Linked DNA regions of Homo sapiens: all the other regions are linked to region 1. Evidence: read pairs that join two places in POLR2A ChIA-PET (ENCODE). Cell type or tissue: Caco-2. All regions are shown on one strand. Each heading gives the region's core, and the rest is flanking DNA. Links, peaks and the distances in the headings are about the cores only. Region 1 has its middle 62 kb from the start of SCGB1A1. Region 2 holds the start of MTA2 (metastasis associated 1 family member 2). Region 3 holds the start of INTS5 (integrator complex subunit 5).

What was found. Peaks named below come from ENCODE experiments on the same cell type or tissue, not always from the same donor. Only the 100,000 strongest peaks of a DNase experiment are listed, where the experiment ranks them.
Region 2: POLR2A ChIA-PET joins it to region 1 with 14 read pairs; 7 of 35 experiments call an interaction of 5 or more read pairs at or near these places.
Region 3: POLR2A ChIA-PET joins it to region 1 with 13 read pairs; 6 of 35 experiments call an interaction of 5 or more read pairs at or near these places.

What each region holds. Positions count from the first base shown.
Region 1 is chr11:62,475,283-62,486,037 of GRCh38, reverse strand. It overlaps a transcript of AHNAK not described here. Among named protein-coding and RNA genes, the nearest start is that of SCGB1A1, 62 kb to the right of the region's middle. In Caco-2, for the core only: no CTCF peak of the experiment used is centred there; DNase peaks (open chromatin) are centred at 5,247, 5,607 and 7,927.
Region 2 is chr11:62,596,122-62,606,876 of GRCh38, reverse strand. It overlaps MTA2 (metastasis associated 1 family member 2), which reads left to right and starts at 5,012. Exons shown (of 18, transcript NM_004739.4): 1 at 5,012-5,454; 2 at 6,188-6,255; 3 at 6,618-6,711; 4 at 8,238-8,355; 5 at 8,487-8,550; 6 at 8,736-8,853; 7 at 9,165-9,267; 8 at 9,462-9,561; 9 at 10,052-10,240; 10 at 10,345-10,419; 11 at 10,540-10,598. The coding sequence starts at 5,427. EML3 (EMAP like 3) reads left to right here. Exons shown (of 22, transcript NM_153265.3): 13 at 663-814; 14 at 897-1,022; 15 at 1,104-1,235; 16 at 1,697-1,764; 17 at 2,676-2,764; 18 at 2,836-2,933; 19 at 3,061-3,148; 20 at 3,630-3,728; 21 at 3,988-4,118; 22 at 4,199-4,659. The coding sequence ends at 4,402. RefSeq lists enhancers at 3,299-4,008, 4,517-4,566, 5,947-5,996, 5,431-6,141, 7,735-7,874 and silencers at 5,317-5,366, 5,437-5,536, 5,617-5,696. In Caco-2, for the core only: no CTCF peak of the experiment used is centred there; DNase peaks (open chromatin) are centred at 3,776, 4,056, 4,386 and 4,916; H3K4me3 peaks cover 3,411 bases.
Region 3 is chr11:62,650,729-62,656,918 of GRCh38, reverse strand. INTS5 (integrator complex subunit 5) reads left to right here and starts at 3,617. Exons shown (of 2, transcript NM_030628.2): 1 at 3,617-3,749. The coding sequence starts at 3,670. RefSeq lists silencers at 3,295-3,384, 3,675-3,874 and an enhancer at 3,447-4,206. In Caco-2, for the core only: no CTCF peak of the experiment used is centred there; a DNase peak (open chromatin) is centred at 3,508; H3K4me3 peaks cover 1,613 bases.

The DNA.
Region 1 (10,755 bases), core at 3,297-8,296:
TTTTTTTTTTTTTTTTTGAGACAAAGTCTTGCTTTGTCACCCAGGCTGGAGTGCAGTGGTGCAATCTCGGCTCACTGCAACCTCCGCCTCCCAGGTTCAAGTGATTCCCCTGCCTCAGCCTCCTGAGTAGTTGGGACTACAGGTATATGTCACAATGTCTGGCTAATTTTTTGTTATTTTTTAGCAGAGATGAGGATTTCACTATGTTGGCCAGGCTGGTCTTGAATTCCTGACCTCAGGTGTCACCACCTGCCTTGGCCTCCCAAAATGCTGAGATTACAGGCATGAGCCACCACTCCCGGCCTTCTGTTATTCTTTTTTTTTTTTTTTTTTTTTGAGATGGAGTCTTGCTGTATTGCCCAGGCTGGAGTGCAGTGGTGCAATCTCGGCTCACTGTAACCTCTGCCTCCCAGGTTTGAGCGATTCTCCTGCCTCAGCCTCCTGAGTAGCTGGGACTACAGGCTCCTGCCACCATGCCCAGCTAATTTTTTGTATTTTTAGTAGAGACGGGGTTTCACCGTGTTAGCCAGGATGGTCTCGATCTCCTGACCTTGTGATCCGCCCGCCTCGGACTCCCAAAGTGCTGGGATTATAGGTGTGAGCCACCGCGCCCAGCAAGATTGATCCTTTTTGTTTTGTTTTGTTTTTGACAGGGTCTCACTCTGTGACCCAAGCTGGAGTATACTGTTGGGATTACGTCTCACTGTAGCCTCAAACTCCTGGGCTCAAGCACTCCTCCCACCTCAGCCGCCCCAGTACAGGCATGCATCACCATGCCTGACTAATTTTTAAAATTATTTGTAAATAGGCAGGGTCTCACTATGGTGCCCAGACTGGTCTTGAATTCCTAGGCTCAAACGATCCTCCCGCTTTGGCCTCTCAAAGTGCTGGGGTTACAGATGTGAGCCACTGCTCCCGGCCAATTAATCTTTTTGAAACCTAAGTCAAAGGCCAGGCACGGTGGCTCACGCCTGTAATCCCAGCACTTTGGGAGGCCGAGGCAGGCAGATCACCTGAGGTCAGGAGTTCGAGACCAGCCTGGCCAACATGGAGAAACCCCGTCTCTACTAAAAATACAAAATTAGCCGGGTGTGGTGGCGCGTGCCTGTAATCCCAGCTACCCTGGAGGCTGAGGCAAGAGAATCGCCTGAACCCGGGAGGCGGAGGTTGTGGTGAGCTGAGATCACGCAATTGCACTCCAGCCTGGGCAACAAGAGCGAAACTCTGTCTCAAAAACAAAACAAAACAAAACAGAACAAAACAAAACAAAACCTAAGTCAAGTATTGCCATGCCTCACTCATGACCTTCCGTGGCTCCCCATCTCACTCGGAAGCATGCTTAAGTGCTCGTGGTAGCGTAGAGGCTTCCATACCACCTGGCCCTCACTGCTCTTCAGACCCCATCTTTTCCTCCCTCATGGAGCTCTGGCCACAGGGGCTCCTTGCTGTTCCTTGATCTGGCAGCCAAGCTTCCATCCCAGGGTTTTTGTATTTGCTGTGAACTATGCTTGGAATGTTCTTCCCCTTGACAAAGTCTTCCCCTTATAATGTCACCTCGCAAGAGATCTTCTCTGACACCTTACATAAAGTAGCAAGCCCTCCTTCCCCTGACCTATGGCGTCTCTCTTGTTATTTATTTATTTATTTATTCAGAGACAGGGTCTCACTCTGTCACCCAGGCTGTAGTGTGGTGGCATGATCATAGCTCACTGCAGCCTCCAACTCTTGGGCTCAAGTGATCCTCCTGCCTCAGCCTCCAGAGTAGCTAAGACTACCTACCGGTGTGTGCTACCATGCCCAGCTAATTAAAAAAAAATTTTTTTTGTAGAAATGGGGTTTCACTACGTTTTTCAGACTGGTCTTGAGCTCTTGGTCTCAAGTGATCCTCCTGCCTCAGCCTCCCAAAGCATTGGGATTATGGGTGTGAGCCATTGCACCCAGCCATCCCTTCTTTTGAACACTGCTCTATGCATGCCCTTTCTTTTTTTTTTTTTTTTTTTTGAGATGGAGTCTCGCTCTGTTGCCCAGGCTGGAGTGCAGTGGTGCGATCTCGGCTCACTGCAAGCTCCACCTCCTGGGTTCACACCATTCTCCTGCCTCAGCCTCCGGAGTAGCTGGGACTACAGGCGCCCGCCACCGCGCCTGGCTAATTTTTTGTAGTTTGTTTTTTTTTTTTTTTGAGATGGAGTCTTGCTCTGTCGCCCAGGCTGGAGTGCAGTGGCACAATCTTGGCTCACTGCAAGCTCTGCCTCCCAGGTTCACGCCATTCTCCTGCCTCAGCCTCTGGAGTAGCTGGGACTACAGGTGCCAGCCACCACGCCTGGCTATTTTTTTTGTATTTTTAGTAGAGACAGGGTTTCACCGTGTTAGCCAGGATGGTCTCGATCTCCTGACCTCATGATCCGCCTGCCTCGGCCTCCCAAAGCGCTGGGATTACAGGCGTGAGCCACCGCGCCTGGCTGTAGTTTTTTTTTTAGTAGAGACGGGGTTTCACCGTGTTAGCCAGGATGGTCTCGATCTCCTGACCTCGTGATCCGCCCGCCTCGGCCTCCCAGAGTGCTGGGATTACAGGCGCGAGCCACCGCGCCCGGCCCGCCCTTTCTTGATCTATGTAGAGAGTGTTGTGTAGATCATTTTGGCACAGGACAGAATTTCAGAACTGGATGATTTGTTAGTGATCCTCTGTTTCCACCAGTTCTCTTCAAATTAAAGCTGAAGGAATGGAGGCCAGAAAAGGCTGAGTGGCCCCCGACTCCCGTATCATCCTGAGCTCTGAACTGATTGATTCATGAGCCTGCAGCATTCTTCTGGTAAAGCAGAAGGCCTGCAGCCCACCCTACCCCGATGCTGTTGCCACGTAGCGTCCCTTGGGCCCTGGGCCTTCGGGGTCTTCTGTCACTCGGCTGCTGTTCACTTTCAGGAGGAACAGATGCTGGTGGAGTTTCCCACCTCTGACCAGGTCACTCTCCAGGCAGTGCTTCTTGGTGTGAAACCATGTCGTTCAAATGATTGTCCTTTTGGTGTTCAAATGACCATCCTGTGGACGTTTTTGTGTGTCTTTGTGTTCCTGATAGTTTGCCCTGTCTTTTTCCTCCTAGGCCTCTTAAGGGTTAAATTATACCAGGAGGAAGCAGGGCCAGTTCTCCTGCTTATTCTGCACATTACGAATGAGGAATATTTTACATTCATGAATAAGCTATTGCTTATCGATGCTACGATTACAGATAAAATGTTCCTGTTCCTCTTTGCTACACATGAAATTGCAGTGAGCAGTACAAGATGAATTTGACAGGTGTGGTCTCTACCATGCTAGATGGAGACATTCTGGGGAAAAGAGTATGAGGGAGGGATGGCATGCTCAGGTAACAGTAAGCACTCACCCTCTGAGGTGCTTTCTATGTGTCGGGCATGGCGTAAATGCTTTATGTGATGTCATTTATTTCATCCTCACGGTAGCTCTCGTGAGTAGGTGCAATTATATCCCGATTTGGCAGTGGAGGAATCTGAGGCACAGAAGGATTAGGTAATTTGCCCAAAGTCATTGAGAGAACGGAAGGGCAAAGCCAGTATTTGAACCCAGGGGGGCTCCAGAGTCCTTTCTGTTAAATACTACATTTTTTTTTTTGAGACAGTCTCGCTCTGTCACTTAGGCTGGAGTGCAGTGGCGCGATCTCAGCTCACTGCAACCTTTGCCTCCTGGGCTCAAATGATTCTCCTGCCTCAGCTTCCTGAGTAGCTGGAACTACAGGCACGCACCACCACGCCCGGATAAATTTTGTATTTTTAGTAGAGATGGGGTTTCCCCATGTTGGCCAGGATGGTCTCGAACTCCGGGCCTCAAGTGAGCAGTCCGCCTTGGGCTCCCAAAGTGCTGGGATTACAGATGTGAGCCACTGCACCCGGCCTAAATACATCTTGATGAAGGTTTCATGGAGGAAGAGAGATATGAGCTGGGCCTTGAAGGAGAGCTCCACATGTAGACAACATGAGTGACGGGCCAGGGATGGAGTGAGCATGGCTGACCCAGCAGGGAAGAGAGACTGACCTCACCCGACACAGGGCATGCATTGGGGAATGGTGGGGGAGATGGGGCAAGAGGGCGGAGATGGATCGTAAAAGGTCTTAACATCAAGGCAGAGGGTTGAAGAACTCAGACTTTAAAGAGTATTGAAGGGCCAGGCGCGGTGGTTCACGCCTGTAATCCCAGCACTTTGGGAGGCCGAGGTGGGTCGATCACGAGGTCAGGAGATCGAGACCACGGTGAAACCCCGTCTCTACTAAAAATACAAAAAATTAGCCAGGCATGGTGGTGGGCACTTGTAGTCCCAGCTACTCAAGAGGCTGAGGCAGGAGAATGGCATAAACCCGGGAGGCGGAGCTTGCAGTGAGCCAAGATCGTGTCACTGCACTCCAGCCTAGGAGAAAGAGCGAGACTCAGTCTCTAAATAAATAAATAAATAAATAAATAAAAAATAAAGAGTATTGAAGGGTGACTTGCTAGAAGCTGAGGTCTAGGGAGGTTTTTGGGTAGCAATGGTAGGTTTGAGGGTGGGAGGTGTGGAGGCAGGGACGAGACCCTGAGGGTCCAGACAAAGATGGTGCAAGGGAAATGGAAGAAAGGGGAAGCCCAAGGCCAGGTACAGTGGCTCACTCCTGTAGTCCCAGCACTCTGGGAGGCCGAGGTGGGTGGATTACCTGAGATCAGGAGTTCAGGACCAGCCTGGCCAAAATGGTGAAACTCTGTCTCTACTAAAAAATACAAAAATTAGCTGGGTGCAGTGGTGGGCACCTGTAATCCCAGCTACTCGGGAGGTTGAGACAGGAGAACTGCTTGAACTCGGGAGGCAGAGGTTGCAGTGAGCCGTGACTGCGCCACTGCACTCCAGTCTGGGCAACAAGTGCGAAACTCTGTCTCAAAAAAACAAAAAAAAAACCAAAAAAAAAAAAACCAAAAAAAGAAAAGAGAAGCCCATAGCACCTTCCTTCTCATCCAAGTCATCTCCTGGAGAGGGATCAGCCCAGGAGCTACAGGAGCGCCTCGGGTTTCATCGGTTACTCACAGGAGGCAGCCTCTGGGCTTTTGGGGGAAGGTCGAGGACATTATTTACTGAGGTCTGTTTTCCTGTGGATGGCTGTTCCTGCCTAGGCAACGAGCATTTCTTCACGCTGCGCATTCCAACTTGGTCAGACCAGAAGGCAGCAAATCCAGGTTTTTTTTTTTTTTTTTTTTTTTTAACTGCACGCAGAATTCCTTGCATAGCAGAGAGCTCAGGAAGGAAGGCCCTGTTTGGGGACAGAGGTCAGGGTTTCAGAGTCCAGGACCACTGAGAAAGAGTCAGGCCTTTCTTTTTTTTCTTTTCTTTTCTTTTCTTTTTTTGAGATAGAGTCTTGCTCTGTCACCCAGGCTGGAGTGCAATGGCGCAATCTCGGCTCACTGCAACCTCCACCTCCCGGGTTCAAGCGATTCTCCTGCTTCAACCTCCCACGTAGCTGGGATTACAGGCACCCGCCACCGTGCCCGGCTAATTTTTGTATTTTTTAGTAGAGACGGGGTTTCACCATCTTGGCCAGGCGGATCTTGAACTCCCGACCTTGTGATCCACCCACCTCGGCCTCCCAAAGTGCTGGGATTACAGGCGTGAGTCACTGTGCCTGGCAAAGTCAGGCCTTTCTCTGTTAATCTCAGGTTTGCCTGATTAGCCTCTGAATGGATGTACCTGGAGTGAACTCTGTCACAAGCAGAAATTTAATTTAACCCTTGAGATTTATTTCCTCCCACCCCTAAAGTATCAACTGCTAAAGGGATTTAGAAAGGATCCGAGGCAAGATTGGCAGGGCTGAGGGTTCTGTGGCTGTCACTGTCCAGGACAGCTGGCCACTGGGTCCAGCCTGCTCCCAGCAGTGGGCACAGGCAGGGGAGCAGGGCCCTGACCTTCCTGGCAGGTGGCAGGGTCCGGGTGAGGCTTCCCAAGCTCTGCCTGCTACCCTCCTGCTTGAAATCAGGGGTGAGGGGTGTGAGGCCCTCCTATAAATCCGGCAGAACCCAGCCAGAAGGAGCACTGGGACCTCATCTCCCTCCCCTCTGGATTCCAGCTCCCCGGAATGGGCCAAGTTTGCCTTAACTTTTTATTGAAGTGAAAAACAGTCAAGATATGAATATTCCCTAAAGCCACTTTGGAATACTTTCAAGAATAGTTTCACAGTTAAACAGGCAAAAGGACAAGATTGCATGCAGGAATGGATCACCCACTTGGAGAGCCGGTTCTGGAAAGAGAGCTTTGATTTCATGCCTTATCTGTTTCGTGCGTCGTGGAAGAAGGGAATGGAAGGCATTTGGTTGGGGAGATGGAGACCTGCTGCTTGTATGGGGTATTCCCCTCTGCATGGTGACAGGTTCTTAGGGAAACATCTTAATAGAAGGCTTATGAGCAGTCTGGCAAACTTCCCACCCTCCTTGTACCCAAGACAAAAATGTTGGCCTGACAAAAATATTCAGGTAATTTTCTAGTATTTTTAGCACTTCGCAGACCCCAAACTACCCAAGTAATGGCTCTCTTAAAAAAAAAAAAGGGGCTGGGCAGGGTAGCTCACGCCCGTAATCCCAGTACTTTGGGAGGCTGAGGTAGACGGATCACCTGAGGTCAGGAGTTCGAGATCAGCCTGACCAACGTGGAGAAACCCTGTCTCCATTAAAAATACAAAATTAGCCAGACGTGGTGGTGCATGCCTGTAATCCCAGCTACTCGGGAGGCCGAGGCAGGAAAATCACTTGAACCTGGGAGGCAGAGGTTGCAGTGAGCCGAGATCGTGCCATTGTACCCCAACCTGGGTAACAAGAGGGAAACTCCGTATCAAAAAAAAAAAAAAAAAGAAAAAAGAAAAAAAAAGAAAAGAAAGCAAAGCTCTTAGAAAAGTTGTCCTACTATCTTATTACAATAAGTGCTGAAGTAGACAGACTCTGTCATCTTAACTGTGTCAACATTAATGAAAAGAAATTAGCCGAGCGCAGTGGCATGTGTCTGTAGTTCCAGCTACTCAGGAGGCTGAGGCAGGAGAATCACTTGAATCCAGGAGGCGGAGGTTGTAGTGAGCTGAGATTGCGCCACTGTACTCCAGCCTGGGAGACAGAGCAAGACTCTGTTTTAGAAACAAACAAACAAACAAAAAAAATTAGTGAAACAGTGTCATCAAAGGCCTAGGAGGGATTTTTTTAATGGTGTATTAATGGTGTACATTTTCCTCTTTTGCTCTTTTCTTTTCTCTCTCTTTTTTTTTTTTTTTTTTTTTGAGGCAGGGTCTCATTCTGTCACCCAGGCTGGAGTGCAGTGGTATGATCACGGCTCACTGCAGGAGGATCGATCTCCTGGGTTCAAGCGATCCTCGCACCTCAGTCTCCTGAGTAGCTAGGACCACAGGCGTGTGCCACCATGCCCAGCTAATTTTTGTCGTTGTTGTTGTAGAGATGAGGTCTTGCCGTGTTGCCTAGGTTGGTCAGGAACTCCTGGGCTCAAGCAATCTCCATCTCCAAGCCCCAACCTTGGCCTCCCAAACTGCTGGGATTGCAGGAGTGAGCCACCGGCACCCGGCACCCTGTCCTGTTTTCTAGGCATTGCTAGGGGCAATAATTTGGGAGAAGTAAAGGACAAGAACAAAATCAAAGAAGAGGCATTCTTGTATCATTGCTCTCCTGAATTTGTTGGGGAGCCCTGGGGTGAGCCCTGTCAGGGGCTGGAGGGTCCAGTCTTAGTGTGAAAAGACCTCAGGGGCTCAGCCCCAGCTCCTGCTTAGCCCCTGGGCCCTAGCTGAGAAGAAGAGCGAATGTGTGTGCTGACCAGACCTGACCAGATCTGCTGGGTGAGGCTGCGGGTGGTGGTGAGAGGCCATTCTAAGAAACCACCTGGAATAGTGGGGGAGGAGATGGGAGGCCAGGGGCTCTGCTCTTAAGATAGCACTGAGTCCTGCGGAGAGGAATTCCTGGGAGGATTTTGAGTCCACCTGACTTCCCTTTGCTCTTGGTGTACAGGTCCCGGGCTTCACCACCCTGGCCTTCTTTCGCTTCCTCAAATGTTCCAGAGGCCTCTGTACCTATACACATGTTACTCCTTGGCCAGGAAGGCCCCCCATCCCCTAAGCCAATTATCTTCCAGGTTTCTGCACAACCATCACCACCTCTGGAAAGCCTTGGCCCAGGGCTTGACTGGGATCCCCCTGCTTTTTATAACTTTTTTTTTTTTTTGAGATGGAGTTTCACTCTTTTGCCTAGGCTGGAGTGCAGTGGCGCGGTCTCAGCTCACTGCAACCTCCGCCTCCCGGGTTCAAGTGATTCTCCTGCCTCAGCCTCCCTAGTAGCTGGGACTACAGGCGCCGGCCACCATGCCTGGCTAATTTTTGTTATTTTTAGTACAGAGGGGTTTCACCATGTTGGCCAGGCTGGTCTCGAACTCCTGACCTGTGATCTGCCCGCCTTGGCCTCCCAAAGTGCTGGGATTACAGGCGTGAGCCACGGCACTTGCCCTATAACTTTTATTTTAGGTTCGGGGGTGCATGTGAATGTTTGCTACATAGGTACACTCATGACACGGGGCTTGTTGTACAGGTTATTTCATCACCCAGGAATTAAGTTCAGTACCCAATAGTTATCTTTTCTGCTTCTCTCTCTCCTCCTCCCACCCTCCACCCTCAAGTATTGGTGCAAAAATAATTGCGGCTTCAGACCATGTATTTGAAATCATTATAACTAGGCTCAAACACATCTTTATTAACCAAAATAGGAAGCGTTACAATCAACACATTTTTGCTAATGAGAAATAAGTTTTTTCATTCCTGTAGCATATAAATCCATGCTTCGGGATTCGACGAACTCTTAGAAAGCATTTTCTGCATCCTGCTGGTTGTGGAAGCGTTTTCCCTGCAAAAAGTTGTCGAGATGCCTGAAGAAGTGGTAGTCAGTTGGCGAGAGGTCAAGTGAATATGGCAGAGGAGGCAAAACTTCGTAGTACAATTCGTTCAACTTTTGAAGTGTTGTGTGACATGCGGTCGGGCATTGTCATGGAGAAGAATTGGGTGATTTCTGCAACCAATGCCGGCTGCAGGCATTGCAGTTTTTGGTGCATCTCATCAATTTGCTGAGCATATATCTTAAATGTAATGGTTTTGCCAGGATTCAGAAAGCTGTAGTGGATCAGACTGGCAGCAGACCACCAGTGACCATGACCTTCTTTTGGTACAAGCTTGGCTTTGGGAAGTGCTTTGGAGCTTCTTTCTCTTGGTCCAACCACCGGTCATCGACAGTTGTCGTTTAAAATCCACTTTTTGTCTCACGTCACAATCTGATCGAGAAATGGTTCATTGTTGTTGCGTAGAATAAGAGAAGACATTTCAAAATGATGTTTTTTTTTGTTTGTTTTGTTTTAATTTTTGCTCAGCTCATGAGGCACCCACTTATAAAGCTTTTTCACCTTTCCAATTTGCTTCAAATGCTGAACGACCGTCCAATGTCCATGTTGAGTTCTTCGGGAACTTCTCGTGTAGGTTTAAGAGGGTCTTTGATTATTTCTCTCAATTGGTCATTGTCAACTTCTAATGGCTGGCGCCACGACGCTCCTCATCTTCAAGGCTCTTGTCTCCTTTGCAAAACTTTTTTTTGAGACGGAGTCTTGCTCTGTCGCCCAGGCAGGGTGGAGAGCAGTGGTGCAATCTCGGCTCATTACAACCTCTGCCTGCCAGGTTCAAGTGATTCTCCTGCCTCAGCCTAGCAAGTAGCTGGAATTATAGCCATGCGCCACCATGCCCAGCTAATTTTTGTATTTTTAGTAGAGATGGGAGTTTCGCCATGTTGGCCAGGCTGATCTCGAACTCCTGACCTCAGGTGATCCGGCTGCCTCAGCCGTCCGGCCAGAACTTGTACCACCACTGCACTGTATGCTCATTAGCGGTTCCTGGGCCGAATGCATTGATGTTGCCAGTTGTCTCTGCTGCTTTACAACCCATTTTGAACTTGAATAAGAAAATAGCTTGAATTTGCTTTGGTCTAACATAATTTCCATAGTCTAAAATAAACATAAAATAAACAGCAAGTAATAAGTCATTAGCAAAAAAACTTAAGGCGAGAAATGCGCCTTCAAGTGATATATAGCCGGGGGCGGTGGCTCACACCTGTAATCCCAGCACTTTGGGAGACTGAGGCGGGCGGATCACCTGAGGTCAGGAGCTCGAGACGAGCCTGGCCAACATGGTGAAACCTCGTCTCTACTAAAAATACAAAAATTAGCTGGGTGTGATGGCGGGCGCCTGTAATCCCAGCTACTTGGGAGGCTGGGGCAGGAGAATCACCTGAGACCAGAAGGCAGAGGTTTCGGTGAGCTGAGATCGCGCCACTGCACTCTGGCCTGGGTGACAGAGTGAGACTCTGTCTAAAAAAAAAAAAAAAAAAAAAGTATAACATAACCACATTTATTTAAGAATATATTCCAATATCAAACGCAAATTTCAACAATGCAAAAGTGCAGTTACTTTTGCACCAACCCAATAGACCTCAGTGTCAGTTGCTCCCTTCTTTGTGTTTATGAGTGCTCATCATTTAGCTCCCACTTATAAGTGAGAACATGCCATATTTGGTTTTCTGTTCCTGTGTTAGTTTGCTGAGGATAATGGCCTCCACCTCCATCCACGTTCCCACAAAAGACAGGATCTTGTTCATTTTGATGGCTGCAGGGGTCCCCCCACCTTTTTTTTGAGACAAAGTCTCGCTCTATT
Region 2 (10,755 bases), core at 1,993-6,992, 120 kb before region 1:
TCTTTTTTTTTTTTTTTTTTGAGATGAGGTCTTACTCTGTTGCCCAGGCTGGATTGCAGTGGCGCGATCTTGGTTCACTGCAACCTCTGCCTTCCAGGTTCAAGTGATCCTCCTTCCTCAGTCTCCCAAGTAGCTGGAAGTACAGGCACACGCCACCACGCCCAGCTAATTTTTGTATTTTTAGTAGAGATGGGGTTTTGCCATGTTGGCCAGGCTGGTCTCGAATTCCTGACCTCAGGTGATCCGCCCGCCTTGGCCTCCCAAAGTGCTGGGATTACAGGCGTGAGCCACGGCGCCCAGCCAGGTTTCCCACCTTTTTACCTTGAGAGTTGATAGTTCTCTTGGGGGCTAGTCTAGAAGCGTGTGGGCAGCACAGCAAAGGAGAAACGGCTGGAGCTTTGTGTTTGCCAGATCTCAGGTTCAGATTCCAGTTTTGCTATTAGTTGCCTTGCCTTTAGGAAGTTACCTCATTTCTGTGAGTCTCAGTTGTCCTGTTTGTAAAATGGGGAGAATAACAGATGTGTTGGCAGTATGAGGATGAGACATAGTAGTCAGTGCATGCAATGGCTGGGAGTTCTTACTGTATTGCGACAGCCAAGCTGGCCCTGTTTCTCACTCCCCTGCACCCCCAAAACATGATCTACCTGGGGCTTTGCCAACAGAGACCTATGGGATTGTGGCCCAGGCTCACGCTCATGAAGGTTCTATCTTCGCCTTGTGTCTCCGGAGGGACGGGACAGTGCTGAGTGGTGGCGGGCGGGACCGCCGGCTGGTACAGTGGGGGCCCGGGTTGGTGGCCCTCCAGGAGGCTGAGGTGAGGGCTGGGCTGGGGTCAAGGGAGTGAGGGAGAAGAGCAATAGTCAGTGGGCTCTTGACATTCTGCTACCACTCTGCAGATTCCCGAGCACTTCGGGGCCGTGCGAGCCATTGCTGAAGGGCTTGGCTCTGAGCTGCTGGTGGGAACCACGAAGAATGCATTGCTGAGGGGAGACCTGGCCCAGGGCTTCTCCCCTGTAATCCAGGTTGGGGGTTAAGGGCTCAGGGGAGGAAGGGACAAAGGGGTGTGAGAGAGGGGCAGGAGTGACAGTCATGCTGTGCTGCAGGGCCACACTGATGAGCTCTGGGGGCTCTGCACACACCCCTCCCAGAACCGCTTCCTCACCTGCGGCCACGACCGGCAGCTCTGCCTGTGGGATGGGGAGAGCCATGCACTGGCCTGGAGCATCGACCTCAAGGTAGAGCCCTGTGCCCCTGGATCCCCCATGCCACACCCACCAGGACACCTGTGGCCACCACGCCTTCCCCAGCACCTTGCCTTCTGCCTCCCAGAGGTGGCCAGTTTGTACTGGTATGGCTGCACTGGCTACTCAAATATTAATTTTTCTGTACTGACTGGTAAAAGCTGATGCTTCTAGTACCACCTGGGCACTCCCTGCCGCCCCCAGAACCCCTCAGACTTCCTCTTGATCCAGCACCTAAATGGTTAATCTCCAGCACAGCTATTGGCATCAGTTCTGTGGTTAAATATTTTGGTATCACTCCCTGTTCAGGCTCCAGTGATACCCGGGTATCCCTTCCCTCTCTTCCCATCTTCTCCTTGGGAGTAAGTGGCTTTGAAGTTAGGAGGACAAGGGGTTCACTCTGGTTCCCTCACTAGAAAGACATCATCTTGAATTCACCTTCTCCCCTCTCCCAGGAGACTGGTCTCTGTGCTGACTTCCACCCGAGTGGGGCAGTTGTGGCCGTAGGACTGAACACGGGGAGGTGAGAGAGAGCCAGGACTCCCAGGAGGGAAAGCAGGGAGGACTGGGAAGGGTTCCTGGTACTGGGGGAGTGGGCGAGAGTGACCACCTCTACCCAGGAGCCACCTGCGCCTTGGCACTCCTCTGTGCCTCTCCCTGCAGCCCCTGCCACCCGGGCTCCCCTCCTCTTCTGTGGTAACTGTTTCTCCCCCTCCCCCAACCCAGTGTCTCCTCCAAGCCTGGGAGTGGAGGAGGCAGCAGCCCAGGATAGAGAAACAGTGGGAATGGGAGGGGCATAGACAAACACAGGGAAGTGACAGGCTTCCAGCTTGCACAGTGCCTTTGTAGTCGGCCCCTGGTCTGTAGTTTCAGATTACTTTTTCAGACGACATCAGAAGCCCCTCAGCCTTTATCCACACTTAGCTCCTTCCCATTTCTCAGCATAAGAATGCAGTGGTGGCCAGGTGCGGTGGCTCACGCCTGTAATCCTAGCGCTTTGGGAGCTGAGGCGGGTGGATCACTTGAGGTCAGGAGTTCAAGACCAGCCTGGCCAACATGGTGAAACCTCGTCTCCACTAAAAATACAAAAATTAGACGGGCATGGTGGTACGCACCTGTAATTCTAGCTACTCAGGAGGCTGAGGCATGAGAATCACTTGAACCCAGGAGGTGGAGGTTGCGTTGAGATCTTGCCACTGCACTCCAGCCTGGGTGACAGAGTGAGACTCTGTCTCAAAACAACAACAACAACAACAACAAACTAAAAAAGAAGAATGCAGTTGTGACCTGTCTTCTACATCAGAGCCTTTCTGTGTGTGTCTCTGAGCTTCTCTTATTTGCCATCCCCAAGCCTACCCAGGGTGGCCTCCCTGGGGGTCTCCTTACATCCTGCCTTTTCGTCTTCCTATCTGCCTCCACTTCCCTCCCTTCCAGGTGGTTGGTTTTGGACACAGAGACCAGAGAGATCGTGTCTGATGTCATTGATGGCAATGAGCAGCTCTCAGTGGTCCGGTACAGCCCAGGTGGGAGCCACCCCAACCCTGGACTCACATGCGTCCCTGGCCCTTCCCTCTCTGAGTGACTGTATTTGCAGATGGGTTGTACCTGGCCATTGGTTCCCATGACAACGTGATCTACATCTATAGTGTTTCCAGTGATGGTGCCAAATCCAGCCGCTTTGGCCGCTGTATGGTGAGGAAGTTGGGGTGTGTGGTGGGGCATGATAACAGCTGCGAAACTCAGGGGTCTGATGCATCAAGGGGGCTCTGGGGATGGGAAATGGATGGGATACTTTAAAACTCTTGACCTTTGCTCCCAGGGTCACTCCAGCTTCATCACTCATCTTGACTGGTCCAAGGATGGGAATTTCATCATGTCCAATTCTGGGGACTATGAGATTCTTTACTGTGAGTGGCAGTGGAGCAGGACATGGGGAGAGGGTAATTGGAGTGGGTTTTGTGTAGGGGGGGCTGTTAGAGGTGTTGTTAGATAAGGAAGTGGAGATGGGGTTAAAGTGGAGTTGGAATTATATGTAGGAGAAATTTCGTGATTTGGAAACAACTAGTTTCACACCATGTCTTGTTGACTTGAGGGAGTTCAAAAATGCGCTAAGAAAAGATTGTTTGGGAAAAGTTTCTCAGGGCAAGTGTGGAGCACTTGACTTATCTAGGGAGGAGGAACTCGTGGAAGCTGTTAGAACTTCAGCCAGAGCTCAGGACAGGACGCACACAGGGTGGGTTTCACAGGGGGAGGAGGTGATGCTACTACGGTGACCAGATCACATGCCATCGCCGGGTTTCATGCCAGTCTTTCCAGTCTGGCTTTCCCTGGCATCTTCCCTACTGAGGGCAGGGTGAGAGCTGAGCTGGGCGGGCTCCCTCTCCCCAGGGGACGTGGCTGGAGGCTGCAAGCAGCTGAAGAATCGCTATGAGAGCCGAGACCGGGAATGGGCTACCTACACCTGTGTGCTGGGCTTTCACGTCTACGGTGAGCAGGGGCGTGGAAACCTGCTGGAAGGGTGGGGGACAAGGTGGAGCCCAGTTTGGGCTTGGAACGCTGGGCGTGTGTCGTTGGGTGAGAGTCCAGAAACCTGAAGATCCAGCCCAGGAGGCCCCTCGGGACCGGGAAGGCTTGCCTGGAACGCGGCAGTGGGTGGCCGCGGCTGCCGGAGCGCCTGAAATGGTGTAGCTCTGGGCCGTGGGTGGCGGTGGGTAGGAGGTCGGGCTGAGGCCGGCCGCTGTGCTAGGCGTCTGGCCGGACGGCTCCGATGGGACCGACATCAACTCCCTGTGCCGCTCCCACAACGAGCGCGTGGTGGCGGTGGCCGACGACTTCTGCAAAGTGCATCTCTTCCAGTACCCGTGCGCTCGTGCCAAGGTGAGGCCGCGGGGATCGCCGGGGTGGGACCGGTGGGCCCGAGGGCTCAGCCGCCACCGCAACTCTTCCCTCCGGCCCAGGCGCCGAGCCGCATGTACGGGGGCCACGGCAGCCACGTGACCAGCGTCCGATTCACGCACGACGACTCGCACCTCGTCTCGCTGGGCGGCAAGGACGCCAGCATCTTCCAGTGGCGAGTGCTGGGCGCTGGGGGCGCGGGGCCGGCGCCCGCCACGCCCTCTCGAACCCCCTCCCTGTCCCCCGCCTCCTCCCTCGACGTTTGATCGCTGCCTGGCGGGACCGACTGGCCCGGCGGCGTGGCCCCGCCCCGCCCTGCCCTTCCCTGGCCCAATCCCCCACGACTAGGGGCCGACTCTTTCCTGGACTGACTTCGAGACATTCCCGATCGCGCATTTTCCTGGAGGGCGCGAACGGCGCCCCTGCACACACTGTTTAGACCCGCTGGCTGAGCCGGGCAGCCCCAGCCTAGGCCTTGACTCCCGCTGCCTGCTGAGGGGCAATAAACCAGAACCAAAGTCGCCTCCCGGTGCTTTTGTGGGGCGCTGCCGGGCGCCTCCGGGGCTCTGTGGGGTGGGGACGAAGGAAAAGAGGCGTGCGGAAAGGGTAAGGGAGCGTAGACCATTTATGCAAATGACAGGCAAAGCCGCTTGCAAATAACCTGGCGAAGCGCTAAGGCGCGCGAGTCTTTGGGGCGCGAGGAGGAGCTGCAGGGCTCCAGCGAGGACAGAGTTAAGCCCGACTCCTCTCCCGCCCTCGGAAAAGGGGGTGGGGCCGAGCTGCGACGGAAATAGCCGAGCGGTTGCCCGACAGGAGCCGAACTTCTTCCGGAAGTAGCCGATCTGCGGGGTCTCGCTCTCCGACCTGAGCCGAGCAGTGGGCCTTGTTCTCCGGATCGGCCGAAGGTGTTCCGGAAGGAGGCGAACCCTGAGGCGGGCCCGGCAAGCCTTCCCTGCGGCCGGCAGAGCCCAACGACTAGTGGGACTCCGCGGGGGCGGGGGTAGCTGGAGCCTGGCTCTGGCCTGGCAGGAGCCGAGCTCGTTCCGGAAGAAGCCGAGCGGACGGGGGCCAGCCTCAGCGTCCCGGGAGTGAGGCGATAGCTGCGGCGGCGACAGCGCGGGCCGGGATGAACCGCGACGGCTGAGGCAGCGGAGGTGCCGGCTGCGCGGGCCCCAGTGAGACTCCCTCGAAGCGGCAGCCCACCGTTCGGGGCTTTGCCTCGAGCCGAGCCCTGCCCCCGCGAGCCTCCCGGACCCCTTTGTGCGGCCGGAGGCGGCGGCGGGAACGGCCATGGCGGCCAACATGTACCGGGTGGGAGGTGAGTACCGGGCGCAGGGATACGGGGCCCGGGGCGGGAGAGGTTGGGGTAGGGACCTGAGGGGCTCGGCACCGGGTGGCGCGAGGCGCAGCGTATGGGGCAGCGTGGACCGGAGCGCGGACCGGAACCGGAACCGGGAGACGAGGAGAGAGGGTGCGGGGAACCGCGACGCGGCAGGGCTCCGAGACTCCCAGAGAGAAGCTGCGGGCAGCCCCGACGGCACTTTCGGGGCTGCGTCAGGGGCTCCCCGGGGCACGGAGTGGCCTTCGGAACCGGTTCCGAAGGAGCTGACAGGGTAGGGAGGGAACGCGAGGGGCTGGGGCGACGGCTTTGCCACCGCGGGGGAGCCGCCCGGAGGTTTCCTCTTCCCAGGCGTTATTGTGCGCCTCGATTCGAAAAGGTAGGGGCCCTGCGCTAGAGCGGACAATTACTTCGCCGCGACTGGGGTGCAACTCATCGCTGAGTTGTGGGGACTGCAGGGGAACCCCTGCTTCTTGCCTGTTCCTTAAGGCTCTCTTTTGAGTAAAGGATCTAATTTTAGAACTAGGTGCGGTGGGGATGGGGGACATCCTTATTTTCTCTTAGTCTGTCCACTTTCACATCTCAGCGCCCTTTCTACCTGAATCCTTATCTCCTTTTGATCCACTCAGGCCAACTTTCTCTCCTACCCTGGTGCTCTGCGTCTCCCATCTCCTCTGATCTTCGTGGTTCTCCCCCCTCCCTTCCCTTACAGATTACGTCTATTTTGAGAACTCTTCCAGCAATCCTTACCTGGTTAGACGGATTGAGGAGCTCAACAAGGTGAGTGGAGCAGAATCCCTCTCCCTCCCTCCCGCAGTGGTCTCTTCTGAGGTTTCTAACTTCTGGTGGAAGAGAGGATCCTATACTAAGTACCCATTCATATTCGTTCATTCATTCATTGGATGTATTCAGGAAAGGCTATTGAGAGGTTAGCAGGAACTTTACTATTCTGTCTCTTGGGGGCAAAGGAAAGGGATTTGGAAGTCTATCCTTGAATGTAAGTCTTTACTCATATTTTCTTGGGCTTTTTAATTTAGGTCCCTCTGAAACTTACTGTTATTTGTCTCTTTGTGCATTTCTGTTCCCAGATGATCAATTTCCACTGCTACGTTGTTTTGTTTTTGTTTTTTTCCTCCCCTTAGACTGCAAATGGAAATGTGGAGGCAAAGGTTGTCTGTCTTTTCCGGCGCAGGGACATTTCTAGTAGCCTCAACAGCCTGGCTGATAGTAATGCCAGTGAGTATCTTCCTCCCTTTCTTTTTCTCCTACCCATGATCTGAGGCCTGGGCATGTCCCTGCAGGTATTTCCCCTGGTAGCATGCCCAAGGCAGAGGTGTGAGTTTGGGGGTGGGAAATGCCTGGCCTGAGGAGGGAGGCCTGTTTTTACATGTTGGGGTTGGAAGCAGGGTGGAGAGATTGTGATAAGGAAAGCGATAATATGGTTTGTATATGAGAGTAAGAGAGAGATGATAACATTTAGAGTATGAGGACGAGCTTTAGAGAAACAATGGTTTTCTAAAGGGGGGCAGTTTGGGGTACATTGAGACAGTAGGTGATGACTGAAGGTCAACGTGAAGAGGAAGACATTGTACTGAGAAGCCTGCGTAACAGAGAAGCAGGCTTATTTTGTAATCACAAGGTGATGAGAGTACCTGGAAGTTAGAAGATGGCTGGAAGTTTTCTTGCGCTTTTTAATTTCTCACCTCGCCCATTTCCCCGCCCGCCCCCCTCCATTTTACATCTTTCCCTTTTCATTTTGCCCTATCTTCATTCTCTTTAAGGTCTCATCTTCTTTTTTTAAAAAACATATTTTCCTTAGCTTCTTTTTCCTTTCCTGCTTTGGTTTTCTTTTTCCTTCCTTTTGTTCCACCTTTCTAAATTATTTTCCTTTTTCAGACTGCTCTGGGTGAGAAGGGGTTAAAGAGGAGCCCAGCTTACCAAGTTCCTTGGCCCTTTAGGGTTTCCAGCCCCATCTGGCAGGGGCTGACCTTGGCCTTGTCCAATCAGAAGGGGTGTTGGGGGTGTGGTCCCCCTTGCCTCAGCACAGGGTTTCCGGAGCACACAAGCGAGGGGTGGAGCCTACTGCACAACCCCCCCCTTCTCCCTGAGGTTGGGAACAATACACCAATGAGCCTGGGGCTGAGGTTCTTCTGCTCCCTCCCACTTTGGTTGGCGCCTAGCCAGGTTAACCCCTTCCGCTAGGTTTCAGGGCAAGCTGCAGCTCCTTGGGGAGGAAGGTGTTGGCACTGGCTTGAGAGGTGTTGTCCTTGGAAACCCCAGGAACTATTATTAGCCAAGTAGAAAATGAGGGATAGTTAGGGCTGCATGTGATGTTTTAGAGCAAAGAGTCTCCTGAAATTGAAAAGAACTGGTAAACACAGTCTTGTGTGATATTTTTTCATCTTGAGTTCCTGGACCTCAGGCTGGTTTAGCAAGCAAGAGACAAGTGTGATGTTCTTGCTGGCCCGTTGTGGACTTTGGTGTCTGAGTACTGGCAGCTGGGTAGCGATGTATTTCTAGAGCATTCTTCGTACTCTCAGCAGTTCTTCTCTAAAAGCATTACTGATAGAGTTGGGAGCATCTATGATGGGGCATAGAGCTAAGAAGGAAAGCTGGTGGGATAAGGGTATAGAAGGCAGACGCCTGGGAAATGTGAGAAAAAAACAGCCAAGATAGGAAATATTTTCCCTGAGTTAGAGTTTCCAGGGTGGTGTTTTGCTGGATCCATTTCTGACTTGGTTTCTTCCTCTTTAATCTCCCAGGGGAGTTTGAAGAGGAATCAAAGCAGCCAGGGGTGTCTGAGCAGCAGCGCCATCAACTGAAGCACCGGGAACTTTTTCTTTCTCGGCAATTTGAATCATTACCAGCCACCCACATACGGTACAGGACAACTGGGGCCAGCATAGCCTGCGTGCACTTACGTAGAAGATGGAGAGAAGGAGGTGGTATTGAGAGATGCTGTGGGGAGGGAGAGTGGGGCTCACCGGGGTTTTCCAATCTCTCTCCTATAGGGGGAAATGCAGTGTGACCCTCTTGAATGAGACAGATATCTTGAGCCAGTACCTGGAAAAGGAGGTGAGAAAGAGATGTTGAGAGAAGAGCGAGGGGAATGGGTATTGCCCGCAAAAGAGAGGGGGAAAGGAGCACAATGATGAGGTACAGGGTTGCCAGACTGCCGGTCATGGAAACTCAGATACACCTCCCTCCCCGCCGCCTATGTGGATTGCTGCCTTGCTTACCTTGTCTCTCCCCAATTCCAGGACTGCTTTTTTTACTCACTGGTGTTTGACCCCGTGCAGAAGACACTTCTCGCTGATCAGGGCGAGATTAGAGTTGGTTGCAAATACCAAGCTGAGATCCCAGATCGCCTAGTAGAGGGTAAGCAACAGGACAAGACTGTACGGCTACCAGGTTGTCTAATTCCAAGGGGCACTTTAACATTATAGTCTCTGTGAATGGCGTCACCTGGGGTTGTGCAGTGCACTGTCTGCAGGGCTCTCTGCCATGACCCTGACAGAATGGGCCTGTAGGAACCTGAAAAGGGAAAATGGGAACAGTTGGGAAGAGAAGTCGGAGAGTTGATAGAATCCAAGCAGAAGAAGAGAAGGAGGAGGTGCTATTGTGAATGAAAAGACACCAACTGTTCCCCCCTGCCCTCTCCCTGTTGATGCCATTGTTCTTTTCCCCAGGAGAATCTGATAATCGGAACCAGCAGAAGATGGAGATGAAGGTCTGGGACCCAGACAACCCTCTCACAGACCGGCAGATCGACCAGTTTCTTGTGGTGGCCCGGTGAGGGGTGGGTGGATAGGGAAGATGGGCTGGGGGAGGTGTGGACATTGTTCTGAGTCCCATGGTTCTTAGAGATGGACTTTATTTCTTTCATTGCCATGGATGTTTTCCTTCTTTCTCCTTTGGCTTAATTTCCCAGCCCACTTGGGCTTTTGACTTTTCTTTCGCTTTTGACTTCTCAATTTCTCCCTTAGAGCTGTGGGAACCTTTGCAAGAGCCCTAGATTGTAGCAGCTCCATTCGGCAGCCAAGCTTGCACATGAGTGCAGCTGCTGCCTCCCGAGATATCACTCTGGTGAGCAGAAGTTGGTGGGTAGTTGGGCAGGCTGGGTTTTCTGGGGACTTGCAGAGCCTGGGAACAGAAGAGGAGGGTATCTCTGAGGGAGTGGGAGTGTTTTTTTTTTGTTTGTTTTGTTTTGTTTTGAGAGGAGTCTTGCTCTGTCGCCCAGGCTGGAGTGCAGTGGCGCAATCTCAGCTCACTGCAAGCTCCGCCTCCCGGGTTCACACCACTCTCCTGCCTCAGCCTCCCGAATAGCTGGGACTACAGGCACCCGCCACCACGCCTGGCTAATTTTTTGTATTTTTAGTAGAGACGGGGTTTCACCGTTTTAGCCAGGATGATCTCGATCTCCTGACCTCGTGATCTGCCCGCCTCCGCTTCCCAAAGTGCTGGGATTATGGGTGTGAGCCACCGCGCCCGGCCGGGAGTGGGAGTGTTTTAAGGAGCAGGAAGGGAGTGGTGCCAAAAGTTTCAGGTCCTCAGTTGCTCTCCATCTTCCCCATAGTTTCACGCCATGGATACCTTGCAAAGGAACGGCTACGACCTGGCTAAGGCCATGTCGACCCTGGTACCCCAGGGAGGCCCGGTGCTGTGTCGGGATGAGATGGAGGAATGGTCAGCCTCAGAGGCCATGCTATTTGAGGAGGCCCTAGAGAAGTATGGGAAGGACTTCAATGATATTCGCCAGGATTTTGTAAGTGGATGGCACTAGGAGGAGAAGTGGGAGAGATGACAGGTGAGGGAACCAGGACCTGGGGCCAGATGCCAGCTCATTCTTCCTCCCTCTGCCCCCCTTAGCTACCCTGGAAGTCACTTGCCAGCATAGTCCAGTTTTATTACATGTGGAAAACCACAGACCGGTATATTCAGCAGGTATTATCTGGGCTGGGGAGGGTGGACCATAGGCTACCTGCTGACCTCTGCCTTTGAAGTTGATGACATTCTCCCTGCTATGAGGCTCTGATCCTTCTCTTTCTTTTTACCTTCTTACAGAAAAGGTTGAAAGCTGCTGAAGCAGACAGCAAACTGAAACAGGTCTACATTCCCACCTAGTAAGTGTGGTGGGTAGGGGAGACCAGAGTGTTTTCCTTCCCTTCCCCTAACTTGTGCCTTCCTCAGTGATTGGGGGTGGGCAGGAGGTAGGGGCACACTGAGAGTGGAAATTGATTCTTTTCCTTGACCAGTTTCTTGTTTTTTTCCCTTCTCCTC
Region 3 (6,190 bases), core at 1,191-6,190, 170 kb before region 1:
AAGGGAAGTGTTGGGTCCAAGTTTGAGGCAGAGCTAGGGGTAGAAATTGCCTCAGATTTACCATCCTAGAATGATGCTTGGTAATAGGTGGTAGAAACACTGTAAATGATTGAACTTCTAAAATGTAAGAACAGACGGGGCACTGTGGCTTATGCCTATAATTCTAGCACTTTGGGAGGCTGAGGTGGGAGGATTGCTTGAGGCCAGGATTTCAAGACCAGACTGGGGAACATCTCGAATTTAAAAAATTTAAGTAAATAAAATTTAAGAACAAACACAAAATCATGCATGAGGGCTGGGCGCAGTGGCTCAGGCCTGTAATCCCAGCACTTTGGGAGGCCCAGGCAGGTGGATTATCTGAGGTCAGGAGTTCAGGACCAGCCTAGCCAACATGGTGAAACCCCGTCTCTACTAAAAAATATAAAAATTAGCCAGGTGTGGTGGCGGGCGCTAGGAATCCCATCTACTCAGGAGGCTGAGACAGGAGAATCGCCTGAACCTAGGAGGTGGAGGTGGCAGTGAGCCGAGATTATGGTGTTGCACTCCGGCCTGGGTGACAGAGCGAGACTCTGTCTCAAAAACAACAACAACAACAACAAAACCTGCTATATCCTCATCACCTATAACAGTGTCTGCCTGGCATGTAGTAGGTTCTGTTTTTTTGTTTGTTTTGTTTAAGACGGAGTCTTGCTCTGTTGCCCAGGCTGGAGGGCAGTGGTGCAGTCTCAGCTCACTGTAACCTCCACCTCCCGGGTTCAGGCGATTCTCCTGCCTCAGCCTCCTGAGTAGCTGGGATCACAGGTGTTCACCACCACGCTGGCTAATTTTTTTTTTTTTTTTTGAGACTGAGTCTCGCTCTGTTGCCCAGGCTGGAGTGCAGTGGTGCAATCTTGGCTCATCACAACCTCCACCTCCCGGTTTCAAGGGATTCTCCTGCCTCAGCCTCCAGAGTAGCTGGGACTATAGGTGGGCGCCACAATGCCCAGCTAATTTTTTGTATTTTTAGTAGAGACAGAGTTTCACTATGTTGGCCAGCTTGTCTCGAACTCCTGACCTTGTGATCCCCCTGCCTCGCCCTCCCAAAGTTCTAGGATTATAGGCATGATCCATCACGCCCAGCCCGAGGATATAGCTTTTAACAAAATAGGCCAAGTCTCTATTGTCAAGCAGCTTATTTTCTGTTTCATTCAATAAACATAATAAAAATAGCTAATGCTTATCTAGTGCTTACCATTGCTGGCACCAAGTGCTATACAATGACCATACTACCTCATTTCAATTTTCGTAACAACCCTTTGAGGTATTTGTACTATTAATATTACCTCCTCATTTCCAGAAGAAGGAACAGTTATGGAGTGGTTAAGTAAAGTATACAACTAGTAGGTAGAAGAGCTGGAACCTGATCTAGGTACACTGGCTTGAGTGAGGGCTCTTGATGAGGTGTACTGGCTCCCTTTACAGTTAGCAAGCTCTATCTCTGGCAGGTGTGGGGCTGTGAGTTAGACGAAGGTCCCTATGCTGGGAAGCTGTGGGAGAGAGAGAAGCTTAAATAATGAAGACGGATGGAAGGATGTTATTCATACTTGCTACTGGGAGGACATCTTCAGGCTAGCTAGCCCAATTTGTTTTGGGCTCCCTCTCCCTCCTTCTCTTTCTTAGTTTTTCTTTTTCTTTTATGAGTTTTCTCTTCTTTCCATCTCTTTTCTGCTTTCTCTCTTCCCTTTTCTCTCTCTCTCGTAAAAGTATTTTTGTAGGAGGGGTGCAGTGGCTAACACCTGTAATCCCAGCACTTTGGGAGGCTGAGGCGGGCGGATCACCTGAGGTCAGGAGTTTGAGACCAGCCTGGCCAACATGTCTCCAATTAGCTGGGCGTGGTGGCACATGCTTGTAGTCCCAGCTACTTGGGAGGCTGAGGCAGGAGAATTGCTTGAACCTGGGAGGTGGAGGTTGCAGAGACGAGACTGCACTCCAGCCTGGGCGACAGAATGAGATTTTAAAAAAAGCCTGGGTGCGGTGGCTCTTGCCTGTAATCCCAGCATTTTGGGAGGCTGAGGTGGATGGATCACTTGAGGTCAGGAGTTTGAGACCAGATTGGCGGACAGGGGAAAACGTTGTCTCTATAAAAATAAAAAAATTAGCCAGATTTGGTAGTGGATGCCTATAGTCCCAGCTACTCGGGAGGCTGAGGCAGGAGAATCTCCTGAACCTGGAAAGTGGAGGTTGCAGTGAGCTCAGATCTCACCACTGCACTCCAGCCTGGGTGAGGGAGTGAGACTCTGTCTCAAAAGGAAAACGAAACAAAACAAAACAAAAACAAAGAGAGACTGGCCGGGTGTGCGTGGCTTACTCCTGTAATCCCAGTGCTTTGGGAAGCTGAGGTGGGTGAATCACTTGAGGACAGGAGTTTGAGATCAGACTGGGCAACATAGCGAGACACTCGCCCCACCCACATGCAAATCCCTAACTCTGAAAATATTTAAAAAGTAGCCAAGTGTGATGGCGCACGCCTGTAATCTCAGCTACCTAGAACGCTGAGGTGGGAGGATGTCTTGAGCCCAGGAGGTCGGGGCTGCCGAGAGGGGTGATCCTATCACTGCACGGTCACAAAATAAACAACAATAACAACAACAACACCAACAAAAAAACCTTCCTATGCTTCATTTTTTTAAAGTCCTGAGTTGAGGCCGGGCGCGGTGGCTCACGCCTGTAATCCCAGCACTTTGGGAGGCCGAGGCGGGTGGATCATGAGGTCAGGAGATCGAGACCATCCTGGCTAACAAGGTGAAACCCCGTCTCTACTAAAAATACAAAAAATTAGCCGGGCGCGGTGGCGGGCGCCTGTAGTCCCAGCTACTCGGGAGGCTGAGGCAGGAGAATGGCGTGAACCCGGGAAGCGGAGCTTGCAGTGAGCCGAGATTGCGCCACTGCAGTCCGCAGTCCGGCCTGGGCGACAGAGCGAGACTCCGTCTCAAAAAAAAAAAAAAAAAAAAAAAGTCCTGAGTTGAACATTTTGTATTTTTGGCGTTAGGAAAAATGATTAAAATACCCCTGTGAGTGTTTTAGTTTCTCTCTCTCTCTCTCTCTCTCTCTCTCTCTCTCTCTCTCTCTCTCTCTCTCTCTCTCTCTCTCTCTCTCTCTCTCTGTGTGTGTGTGTCTATCGGGACTCTTGCTCTGTCGCCCAGGCTGGAGTGCAGTGGCGCGATCTCGGCTCACTGCAATCTCTGCCTCCCGGGATCAAGCGATTCTCCTGCCTCAGCCTCCCGAGTAATCGGGATTACAGGCATAAGCCACCACGCCTGGCTAATTTTTGTATTTGCAGTAGAGACGGCAGGCTAGTCTTGAACTCCTGACCTCAGGTGATCCGCCCTCTCGGGCTCTCAAAGTGCTGGGTTTACAGGCGTGAGCCACCGCGCCCGGCCTAGTCTGTATGTCAATAGGCTTTTGAATAAAGTGGTTGCATATAGGGCGAATCGGCTTCCTGCTATCATCGTCCCGGGATTATGCTCTGGGACTCCGACAGGGTGCGGAACTAATGTAAGAGGGTCGAGGACATCGCCGGATTAATTTTCCTGCGAGGCCTGGTAGCTGGTTCCTTTCGCGTTTCCTGTCAGCGCGCATGCGCCGCCTGCGCTCCGCCGCTCGCGCCTCGGGCTCGGCTCGGGCTCCGGGATGTCCGCGCTGTGCGACCCTCCCGGGGCCCCAGGGCCACCTGGGCCTGCCCCGGCCACCCACGGTCCCGCGCCTCTCAGGTAGTTAGAGCCCTTGGCACCTTCCCCCCATCGCGCGGCCCCGCGCCGATCCCTAGCCTTCTCGGTAGAAACCCGGATCCTACCTCGAGAACTCACGTCAGGGTTCTCAGATTCTTGGTCAGGTCCTCCCAGAACTCAGGGACTGCTTCACCAAAACTCAGGGCTCCAGTGCCCGCCCTCCCGACCTCGGGCCTGCCTCTCGCTAGACTCCAATGCCTAACTACCCTCGACCCCGGGCTTCCTCTCCCAAGAGTCGGGGGTATCTGAACTCTTGGGAACCCAGCTGCCCTGGCCATTTTTGACCCTAGGAAACCCAGTGTCCTGACTTCATAGAGACTCCCTGAGAACCCAGGCCCAGAAACAGAATGCAGTCCGGCTGAGATATTCCCTTATATTAGGGTGTTTTTTGGAGGAAACAGAGGAATGGCACTGTTAGAGCCTTATCAGCACCTAGAGGATGCTGTCTTCTTTGACAGAAAAGGCGATAAGAGAAAGGGGATTTGCCACCTCCCATAACATTGGCTTCTGAACCTCTGAGACTGAACCCATATATGTTTTAGGAGGGAAAGGGTTGAAAAGCATTATTACTCTGTGCCCTGGGACACCCTGATGTCCAAGCACATTGAGGGTGCTGAGTAGGTGGTGGTGGTTGATGTGGTGGTAGGTGACTAAGATTTTGCAGAATATGGGAAGAAACAGATGTTAGGAGGGAGAGCCCTTAATAAGGTGCTTACAATTTTTTTTTTTTCCCATTAAGAGATTTCAAGGTGCTTGTGTTGTGGGATGGGGCGGGGCGGGGGTGGTGGTAGAAGGTGATAAAGTGGAAAGGTGTGTTTTTTTTTGTTTTTGTTTTTTGAGATGGTCGCCCTGACTCCCAGGCTGGAGTGCAGTGGCGTGATCTCGGCTTACTGCAACCTCCGCCTCCTGGGTTCAAGCGATTCTCATGCCTCAGCCTCCTGAGTAGCTGGGATTACACCATGCCTGGCTATTTTTTTTTTTTTTTTGTATTTTTAATAGAGATGAGGTTTCACCCTGTTGGCCAGGCTGGTTTCGATCTTCTGACCTCAAGTGATCCACCCTCCTTGGCCTCCCAGAGTGCTAGGATTACAGACGTGAGGCACCTCAGCCAGCCTGGAAATGTTTTTAAAGCAGATATTATAGAAACACAAATATAGTCAACTCAACAGATATTTATTGACTACCTTCCATATACTGTGTACTTCAATAGAAGTGGATACAGTGTTGAAGAGCACAGAAATGGTTCCTACACTCATGGCGCATATAGTCTGATTGCTTAACCTTGATTTCGTTCTTTTTTTTGACGGCGCACACAGTCTGGGGTGCAGTGGTGTGATTTTGGCTCACTGCAGCCCTGCTTCCAGGGCTCAAGTGATCCTTCTGCCTCAACCTCCCCAGTAGGTGGGACCGCAGGCACATGCGACCATGCCTGGCTAATTATTATTATTATTATTTTTGTAGAGATGGGGTTTCACTATGTTCCTCAGACTGGTCTTGAACTCTTGCGCTCAAGCGATCCACCAGCCTTGGCCTCCCAAAGTGCTGGGATTATAGGCGTGAGCCACTGAAGCCAGCCTTGATTTGTCTGTAAAATGGGATCATAATAGTACCTAACTTATTGAACTGTTGTCAGGATTGAAATAATACACGCAAAGTACTTAAAAGAGTACCTGATATATTCTAAGAGTTATCTGTTGCTGATATTATTACTGTTGTCATTGAAAGAAACATAGCTTTTGGCCGGGCACGTGGCTCACGCCTGTAATCCCAGCACTTTGGGAGGACGAGGCGGGAGGATCACAAGGTCAGGAGATCGAGACCATCCTGGCTAACACGGTGAAACCCCGTCTCTACTAAAAATAAAAAAAAAAATATTAGCCGGGCGTGGTGGCGGGCGCCTGTAGTCCCAGCTACTCAGGAGGCTGAGGCAGGAGAATGGCGTGAACCTGGGAGGTGGAGCTTGCAGTGAGTGGAGATGGCACCACTGCACTCCAGCCTGGGCGGCAGAGCGAGACTCCCTCTCGGGGCGGGGGGAGAAAGAAACATAGCTTTTATTGAGTGATTAGTGTGAATCTGGTATGGAACCTAAGTGCTTTTTTTTCCCTCAGGCCATCCTTCTGCAGAACTTAAGTGCTTTATAAACATTCTCAACCAGGCATGGTGCCTCACACCTGTAATGCCAGCACTTTGGGAGGCTAAGGTGGGCAAACTGCTTGAGGCCATGAAACCAGCCTGTGGAACATAGCCAGACCTCATTTCTATAAAAAGGTTAAAAAGTTAGCTGGGTGTCGTGGCATGTGCTTGAAGTTGCAGCTACTCAGGAGGCTGAGATGGGAGGATGCTTTGAGTCTGGGAGTTCGAGACTGCAGTGAGCTGTGATCTTGGCACTGCACTCCAGCCTGGGTGACAGAGAGAGACCCTGT